Linked DNA regions of Homo sapiens: region 2 is linked to region 1. A link is a contact called in ENCODE Hi-C or POLR2A ChIA-PET data. All regions are on one chromosome and are shown on one strand. Each heading gives the region's core, a stretch centred on a gene start or an enhancer-like site at or near the end of the contact. The rest is flanking DNA. Distances are from core to core; before and after follow the strand shown.

The links. A loop is a pair of places that touch in the nucleus more often than their neighbours do. ChIA-PET counts read pairs that join two places held with the same protein, here RNA polymerase II (POLR2A).
Region 2: a map of transverse colon shows a loop between it and region 1 (5-fold over the local background). The contact joins two enhancer-like sites. A Hi-C loop is called at or near these places in 6 of 168 maps with a recorded cell type or tissue (Panc1, gastrocnemius medialis, heart left ventricle and 2 more). POLR2A ChIA-PET finds 5 or more read pairs at or near these places in 1 of 52 experiments (activated CD4-positive, alpha-beta T cell).

What each region holds. Positions count from the first base shown.
Region 1 is chr7:25,390,814-25,395,938 of GRCh38, forward strand. No RefSeq gene overlaps it. Among named protein-coding and RNA genes, the nearest start is that of NPVF, 160 kb to the left of the region's middle. Within about 2 kb of position 2,143, at least 3 of the 41 ENCODE cell types and tissues checked have a DNase peak (open chromatin) inside an H3K27ac peak, as active enhancers do.
Region 2 is chr7:25,838,339-25,843,357 of GRCh38, forward strand. No RefSeq gene overlaps it. Among named protein-coding and RNA genes, the nearest start is that of LINC03007, 51 kb to the left of the region's middle. Within about 2 kb of position 2,039, at least 6 of the 41 ENCODE cell types and tissues checked have a DNase peak (open chromatin) inside an H3K27ac peak, as active enhancers do.

The sequences.
Region 1 (5,125 bases), core at 893-3,392:
TCTCGTGAATTTAAAGAGAAGTGTGGAAGCTTTCTTTCCAGGACAGGAGCCAGACCTGAAAGCCTCCTGAGTCCTTGCCAACCCTATGAATATTAATTCAGATGTTTGAAAAAGAGATTAAATACATATCAGTTTTAATAATCTCTCCCATTATTGATCACTGCTATGTGCCAGGCACCGTGCGAAGCACCTTACAGGCACTATTTCATTTTACCCTCCAGTTACCCTGTAAAGTAGATACTATTATTATCCTCATTTTATAGATGAGAGATTTTAATGTCATTGGACACAAACACCCATGCACTAAGCACATATGTGTCTAAGTTGCAAGTTTAAAGTGTTAGAATTCAGCTTCCCTTCACGTTACATCCTTCTGTATAGATGGTGATTCATTCATTCTTCAGATACCTGGTAAAACATCATCTCCAATGTAGACCAATGTGGAATGAATCTTTCCTTTCCCTGATGAGACAATACTACAGGGAATGGGTTAAGTGTTACATTGAATATCCTTAGGACAGTTAGGTAAATGGAACAAGTTTTTTATTTGCTTTTCTTTCCCCCAAAATAAATGTGTGGTTGAGAAAGAGTTCACCTTTGTAAGAAAAAGAAACTTATGTCTACCATTCTGAAATTTTCCAGATGGTGGCACTACTTCATCAGTGATTCCACACCGTTTTCTAGTATTTTTCTATGAGTTTCGAAGAAAGTTCAAGAAATCTTAAGAGGCATATATTTTCTAACCTACGATTTTTATCAGGATCCATGGTTTTTCAATACTAGATTTCATTAAACAACACAAATCAGAACAAATCAAGAAGTTACAAAAATTAAACTCCTGTTTTTCAACAATATTTAGCTCATTGTTCACAACTGCTGTGAACAAATTATTACAAATTAAAAAGCTATCACAGCCGGGGGTGAATTTTCTTTTATATTGAATAGAATTCCATGTAGAATGAGATTATAATGCTGGAACATAAGAAACAATACCAACATCCTATAAATGAAAGCGGGAAGGATGCTAACCCTCTAAGCCTAAGCTTAAAATAAGTTCTGATTTCTAACAATTAGATGAAAACTTTTCTTGTCACTTCTTGACAAAGTGAAAGCTTTCTCTTTAGGTATACAGCCACAAACTTCAAGAGATTTTTCTCTTTGATATTAGTCTTATCTTTTCCCGAGAAAACACTTTGAAGTGGTTATTTGAGTATTTGTTGTATGAGTGAAAGGACCTGATTTTGGTCCCTGCACGTATTTCCTGGCTAAATGGTTAACATTTTATGTTTTTGTATCCCTCCCTCTGAGGACCATCTCTCTTTTGTTTTATTAGCAATGCTAAAGCCTGCATCCCGTGACCCTGGAGAAGGGGAATTACATTATTTATTCTCTTGGAAGTAGCATTAAAATATTATTTCCCTCCCCAAACGATGTTTTCTAAACATTCTCTCTGATTACACAAAATTTTCAGTCTGTCCAGCTAAACCATATATTTTATGAGACATTTTCAAACAAGTGTGCTCAGGAACTCAAGTGTTCAGGGAGAAAATACAGCCCTCTGTGTAGCATCTAGAAGTGAAGTTGCCTCCTAATAAGTATACAGAGTGTGTAACTACAGGCTTGGGAGGTCTGTTCGTATTCATGGGAGTTAACAGCATAAATTCCAAGGGAATTCAGAGAACAGACAGTTAAAATAACACCAGTAAAGTCGCACTCACCGCAGCATACTCAACACAGCCTGTTTAATGTGGTGTGATTTTTATTAGGTAATGTGATGTACGTTAAGCCAGAAAACAAAAACAACTAAATAGGCAAAACTTGGACTAACCCCTTTCAAAATGTTTAATGAGAAACAAAGCTGAGAAAAGCAATCTTCTGAATCGAGTAACAAAGAGATTTTGGGTAGGGTTTTCCCAGCCAGGCCCTAGTGGTCAGATAACGGCTATCCGTATTCCTGTTCCCAGAACTCCTCACCAGTGGCTCTGGCTGACTCTCTCCTCCTGTTCATTGTGATGGCAGCTCATGCTAGCGGGCCACTTGCTGCCTTTGCCAGAATTCCCCAGTGTCGCCCTGGGACAGAAGCAGTGTGCATTTCTTGGTGAAGGTTATCTTTATTTACCCATGTTGTGGGTTGGTGGGAGAAAACCCAATGCATTAACATGTCACGGGGCCATCAGCCCCTGTGTCTCGCTACTCTTGGGTTCTGCAGTGGATCTTGTTCAAATCAGAAGCCCTCCAACCTCAAATCAGGCAAATTTTAAGTTCCACAGCTGCCAGGCTTTCAGTGGAAATGAGGGTGGCCTTGGGGCGCTATTTTGAAATCGCTGCCTAGAGCAGGAACAGAGAAATGCCTGCCCTACTTGTTTTATCAATTAAGCTGAGAAATCCAAAGTCAGTCCAGGAGGACTGTGTGCATACTCTCCCTCTCTCTCACCTTCTCTGACTCCCCTTCATTAAATGTGACTGGGTAGCCTCAAATATTCCCTTTATTTTTCCAGTGAGTATGTGAAACTTTTCCACTGCTAATATTCTACATCAAAACCATTTATTTCAATGTCCTTTCTGGAATAATCTCTTAGAGGCCTACCTCTCAGGGAGAGCAGAAACTTAGAACATTGAGACTTGAGCAAAAAATACACATGACTAACTTTATTTATTTAATGAGATCTCATTTATTAATGAAAAAGCTTCTAATAGATATATATTTGTAGATACTTGGTTAGAAGTAAAATAGCACCTTATATTCTAGATTGTATTCCTTTTAGAAAAGTACTTTCTAGTGGACAGAAAAATATTTACTTTTCTAATATCCAGTTGATGGATGTTAGCAGTAAGTAGGAAAAAGTAATCATTAATAACCCCACTGTGAATGGTTAAGTGTGGTAGATGCTTTTATCTTAACTGTATTGAATGGAATTTACAGTTAGGTTAATATTTTGCTCTTTTAACAGGAATTATAATAACCTAGTATAATTGTTTAATATGACTTATCTAAAAATGCAACAATGAAATAACTACTTGTTATTGAAGGTATCTCTGGTCCCAAAGCATAAAGTTAGCGAAATCTCAATCCCTCTCTCTGTTGCCCTCCCTTCAAGTTTACATCAGATGTCTTAACTGCTGCTACGTTTTTCTCTCCCAGCTTTCACTAAATAACCAAGGGTGGTCATCAAACAATAAATTCTCTTTGATATTCTTTCCAATTTCCTTCAAGATGCAGTGCAGCTTGCCCCTGAGAAATTTGAAACGTTTTTGTTTGTTGTGGCTTAAATTACCTCCTGACTTTTCTTTCCTTGGGTCGTTGTTGTTGATAATAGTAAGAAAAAAATGAGACTCCCCTAAGAATATGCCACTTTAAAATATATTTTCACCACCTTAATTCCCTTTTGAAATAATGTTTCTGTTAGCGATTAAATAAGGAGTTTAAGAGTTGGTGTCATGGTGTCTATAAATAAACTTGAGAACATGCATTTATAAAGAGTCATATTTTTATAATCTCATCTCCACTAAACAAAACAGTATTTTCTGGCACCTGTACACTCAATGTTTCATGTAGTTCTTATTATGGAATTTCCTTTCTCATTTGAGATTGAAGATAATTACTGAATACGATAGAAACTTTATAGCCATTAAAAATAGAACAGAAAAATGTTACCAGACGGCAAGTTGTTCACAATAAATATGAAACAGAACTCTAGTCCAAGCTTACATTCTCTTGATTCTAAAAGGACATAGGTTCCTTTCCTCTGATTCTTTAAAACATTTTTTTAGGAGCTTAGGAAAATATCATCAAATCATTGCCTAAATGTTAATGTAGTAGAAAATCTGTCTATATGTAATTCCTGTTTATATATAAAATGGCTGAATATTAAAATTTTCTTATGGCTTAACAATTAATGTAATTGTCATTTTGTAATCAGCTTTGGCAGTGCTATATTTAACTTTGGGCTGATTTAAGTAGAGGGAATGGCACTTGGAAATATAATGGCAAAAACAATGTAACACCTCAAAAATTTCCCTTCATCAAGAACTTACTGACTTTTTCTTTATTGGGTGAGAAGGATGAAGTTGGAAATGAAATCAGCTCATGAGGTAGCTATGGGTGCTTTTTCCACCTAAGTCTGCTGTGGCTTTCAGAAATCCTGATCCCTTTTCCTTAGTTACCCCAAATGCTCATATCTTAAAAAAAAAAAAAGAATGATAGCACATGGTAAATCTGCAGAGATACTTTTAAATTTAAATCTGAACTAGAGCAGCTTTGATCTTCTCCAAATTCATCCTTTTGTAGTTCAGAAACAAGCTCTTACTTTTAAGATTATTTTTATTTTATTTTATGAGATTATAGTATTTAATTTCAGAATTGCCAGATGAAAATAGGGCTCAACTTCTGGCCAAGTTTCTGAATGTAAATTGTATTCCTTTTCCCCAGAGTCAATGAGTCTATGGAGTTTCAAATTCATTGAAAATATGGGCAAAGCTCTTTTTTGCCAAACACAGCATTGCTTTTTTTAGCTAGCAGCTTTTGAGCATTTAGTTTATGCCAAAAGTTTACTGAGCAATTTACATGCATTATGTCATGTAATTCTCAAAAACTTTGAGTTAGAAACTAACAATATTCCCATTTTACAGACAAGGAAACTGAGACTCTGGCTAAGTAATGTGTTCAGTGGTACACAGCTAACAAGAAGCCAGAATTTGAACTCAGGTTTTGGGTAACATTTGCGCCAAATGCTATTCTAAATGATTTACATGCATTTATCTCATTTATTCAATCACAACAATTCCTCATGGTATTATTTTATTCCCATTTATCAGATAAGGAAACAGAAACATAGAAAGAGGCTACATTTCCACTCTGCACTAAGGCATTATTTTTCAATGTGTATTCTGCAATAAAATAAATTTACACTTAAATATATTTAAGAATGCTGCTTATCCCAATCTTTTACTTTAGCTCATTTTTGAATAGTCACCAGTTTGCTAGTTGTTCTGAAAAGTCCTGTTATAACAATTCTGTTTAGCCCAGTGTTTCTCAAATTTCCGTATCGCAGAAACCCTTTCATGTATAACTGCTCTTGCTATTCTGCAGAAAACACTTTGAGAAATATTCACAGGCTAGAAAATT
Region 2 (5,019 bases), core at 789-3,288, 450 kb after region 1:
TAATCATCTAGAGAGAGACATAAAAACAACCAGATGGAGATTCTTGATTTTGTTATTTGATGAAATACATAGAAAATGATAATTCCTTAGCAACGGATTATTAGAAAATAAAAAAGATGATTAGGGGCATGGATGATTCCTAAAGAGATCATTGATGATCCACAAAGATCAGAAAGCATGTGAATTTAAGGTTTATTATCCAAATCTATTTTTGACAGCTCTTTAAGGCTGAAGAAGTGTTAGCTAATAAAGTAACATTAGACTTGCTGATGTGGGAAGGTTTTAACGTCTGGTTCTCACTCAATGAAACATGAGTTTCAGAACTCCATATATTCCATTTACCCAGACCTCCAAAAGAAAGTCTTTTCTAAGGTCAATTATAACACCTCCAGATGGACCAGAGCAGCATTTCCCAAAGTGTCCGCCAGGGAATTTGAGTGCTAAAAGATGTACCTCAAAGAAAAAAAAAAATTTCTGTGGTCAATTAAGTTGGGAAATTCTGCTAAACAAAATCGCCCACTTGAAGATGTACTTTACACTTCAGCATTTTAACATCTCTCTTTTCTGTGAAAGTATCAGCCACTCCTCACCTTTGCCATGCTTCCATGTGGGAGGAGTGTACTTCCTGGCCCATCAGGAAGCTTGGCCAAGGGACTCGCCTTAGCCAATGGAATGAGAGCAAATGTACACCACATCTAAGCAGAAGCTTTAAATGTACTTGAATCGTTTGGGTCAACCTCTTTGTTCCTACCCTCTGCTATGAGAAGAGTGTTCCAGAGAGGGGCTGCTCCTCCAGCCTACATCCTGGGATGGAAAGAAATGTGGAGCTCAGCAGAGCCCAAAGCAAGCCAGAGCTGACCTACAGAACTGGAAACCAGAAGTAATGTCAGGAGAGGCTTTCCCATCTGAAAGATAATGAAACACCTGCTATTCCTGAGGAGTCCACTAGAGGATGAGACTCATCCAGCCATCCAACCGAGAGATAAGTGGGGAAACTTTGGCAAAAGGACTGTTGGTGAGTATTTAATATATATGATTGTAGAGCTAGGATTAAACTAAGGGTGAGAACATGAATAAGTATGCAAATGTTATAGTTCTGACATAATAGGTGGATTGATATTGTTGGGAGCCAGGGTTGGTTCTAACTGTAAAGAAAAGAATTAAAAAAGGAGTGGGGACAGCAAGGGAGGGCTTTATGTGATTAGATTGGACTTGGAAGTGTCAATATAAACTCATGACGTCATTAAAATTTTTTTATTTTTTTTGCATCCTAAAAGCAATGACATTCCATTTAGCTGTGAGCACACCTGGCACCCCAGTCTTAGTTTATAAATACCATTGCTAACTGAAAGGAGCCAGGGATCTTTGGAGAAATGGTTGATTCCAGGGCTGGGGTGGTGAAGGTAAAGATGAGTCTGGAACATTTTGCCTTGCAAGAAAGTTAAAAAGGTGCCCACAAAAATGATAGCAATATGTCAATAGAACACAGAAGTCAACCTGAAAGGGTTCCCACTGGCCAAATGTGGGGCAATTTAAGCATCAAAACAAAAGGATTAGGCCAGGCATGGTGGCTCATGCCTGTAATCCCAGCATTTTGGGAGGCTGAGGCTGGCAGATCACCTGAGGTCAGGAGTTCAAGACCAGCCTGGCCAACATGGCGAAACCTCATCTCTGCTAAAATTACAAAAAGTAGCTGCACATGGTGGCGCACGCCTGTAATCCCTGCTACTAGGGAGGCTAAGACACAAGAATCGCCTCAACCAAGGAGGCAGAGGTTGCAGTGAGCCAAGATCTCACCACTGCACTCCAGCCTGGGCAACAGAGCAAGACACTGGCTCAAAAAATAAATAAATAAAAAACAAATTGATTAAAATTAATTTAATAAAATAGTAATCTAAGAGTGAATTATTTCAAAACAAAGAAAAAGAGAAAAAAAGAAAATCCATCCTTAAAAATGGATACAGACCAATAAAGCTGAAAGGAATGGACGCACTCTGGATCTAAGCCTCCCTCACACCTCTTCTCCAGGCCACCTTGTCCAGGTCACAGTCTACACACTTGTATGCACCGGCCCTGGGGAGTGGAAAGAAGCATGCTTATCAACCAGAAGTGTCTAAAAAAGAAAGACTTCTCAAGAGAACTTTTTCCAGTTAGAGGAGCCAAAAATAAATAAATAAATATAGAAGACATAAAAATAGAGCAATGGAGTAACAGAATAAGAAGTGGTGATAAGACCCAGTGACAGGAACATGGAGTCCCAGACCTGCTGACAACAGAGCAGGGAGCTCATAACAAAGAAACAGAAGACAGTTCTGCAATTCCACAGCCCTTGAAACCACAGAGCAAGAAAAACAATTACGCAGCATGAGTTGCCATCACTTTCTGTCTTGAAGCATCACAGATATCAACCATTGATATCGATCGTGGAGTTCTTCCCTACTGCTCCTGGATGCATCCTCAGGATCTTTCTCAACACTACAATCTGCTGGCTTTTCATCCAAGGCAAAGGACATCTTCTCCACATGTATAAGAGTTTTATAACATTGAGGGTAGGAAGTGACCTCTAGTGCTGGGTCTCAATTCAGCATCCATGTTGGTGACAGACCTAAACTAGGGACCTTTACAATAAAAGAGTAGAGAACATTTTGGTATATGTGCTGCCAAAGCAAGCAAGAGTATAGAACATTTTAGAGTTTTTCACCCAAGTAACTATGCTAATTTTAACAATTACAGCAAACTGGTGCCTTAAAGGTTAATTCCTTCCCAGCTATAAAGAATTCTTTCTCTAAGCAGTCCATAAAACTTAAATTTAACTATGGAATGCCAGAACAAGCATGGTTAACTTTTACTAAATCTACCTGTGGCACTGGGAGTTTTTAATGGTCATACTTAAACCAAATGTCAATCAAAAGCGTTTACACCTCCATTTAAGAATTAGCAGTTTAGATTGTAAGGCTCCAAGGGAAATAAAATTCCACCAGTTTTCCCATGATCCCTAAAGTCACAGGAGGCGGGAACTTTTAGCTAAGAACATGAGTATCTTAGAGAAGTAGAATGAGAATGATGCAGAAAAGTTTTAAAAGTTTTTATAATAAGGGAAGGGTATAGCCCTGTTTCTCTCAAGCCCAGATTTCTAGGCCTCAAAGCCCACACATATTTGTACAGCTTCTCTAGGACTACAGAATCTCCTACAAAACATTTAATTTGGTGGCTTAATATGAAAATCATCCTTCAGCATACATTAATCTAGGGTAGGGATCTGCAAACTCTTTCTGTAAAGGGCCAGATAGTAGATTATTTTCAGCTTTGCAGGCCATACAGTCTGTCCAACAGCAACTCTGCTGTTGTAGAAGGAAAGCAGCCATATACAATATATAAACAAGTGAACATGGCTGTGTTCCAATAAAACTTTATTTACAACAAGCAGGCATGGAGCTGGATTTGGGCCACGGCCACAGTTTGCTGAACCCTGGTCAGTTTGCAGAGCATCAAGCGCAGCTGAGTTGCAAACTGGTTTTCCAGATGCAGCTGCCAACTTCCACCTCACCCATGATATGAAACCTTTCCTTCTGGTGGTTCCTAACATGCCTTTGTTTTAAAATCCGAGGGGATGTTCATGTACTAATGGATACATCACTGCCTCCTCTTATTTACAAAGTATTGTGGGGACTACTGGGATTTAGCTTACTAGCAACCTCTCAGCATAAGCAGAGCCAGGAGGCTCCACTGAAAAGACTCCTAATGTACAATTAAAATGTCATCACTGGAGATGCTTTTTTGCACCCTGCACTTGAGTTTGCTGGAAAAGTTCATATTTGCCTTTTCATTCCTCACCCTGCATTCTGATGGCTTCAGGCCTTTAGCATGGGCCATATTTAAATTGTCAAGAGATGTCAACAAATTGTGAGGGACAGCCTCACACTGGCAGCAATTACTACACGGCAATAATCAATGGGAGTCTTTTGTTAGCACTGCAGACTCACCATTGACTCAGGAAGTAAGTGTCCCAGTGGTTTAAGTGAAAGCTGAAATGGACAAGCAGTTTCACCTTAGCTGCTCAAAAGCCACAGACATACGCTTGCCCCATTAATTATTCCTACCCAAAAGACAGGGGCTGTTACCGTCCACTGTCTGCTGTCTGCTAAGGAGAGGGGGTGGCCAGAGACTCACAGACATTCTATTTACGGTGCCAGGAAATGCATCCTTCTTGCTTTCCGAGAAAGGATGATTGCCTTATTCCACTGTGATTCCTTCTATAAATAGGTAAAGGTCACATGTGGAAATGGAGAGTTTTCAAACTTTGCTCATGCTTTTTGATTTCAGATATTATATTTATCTGGCACAATGACCTGATGAATTACTCTAATGTGGAAGAAATGCCCTTTGTGACCCACAACGCCCATATTGACTTGCTCTTCTGTCTTGCATTTTTAATTTTTACACTTTTCTTGCTTTAAAGTCACATGCCTTGTACAAAAAAAATCTAGAGCTGGAAGTTGAAGTAAAATCCACTCAGATCATTTTCTGACCCTAATTTCCATAAAAAATACATGTACCTACAGTCATTTTTTTCAAGGAAAATGGAGTAAAAATACCATTCCCACTTGATATCACCTTTTCTGGATTTGCCCATATTATTCACCTAGTTAAATGCCACCTCCTCCAAGAAGCCTCATCTCATGTACAAGGTACATACAATCTCTCTTGACTCTGACCTTCCATAGGAATTTCCTGCACCTCTGCAACACCCGCATTTTCAGACATGCCTTCGTGCCTTGATATGCGCATGCCTCAGCCTCACCACTTCATCCCCACCCCTCGAGAGCAGGATCCAGGTCCCGTTCATCTTCAGTCTCCACAGGGTCCGGGACAGTGCCTCAAATGATGTAAGGGCTCAATAAATGCATCATGAATAAACAAAGTAGCTCCTGCTTCTGTCTCTGAGACTCAGGGGACCACCAAAAGCAAAAATATTTGGCATTATAAGTCATGACATTATTGCATGGGTTTGCCCTGTAA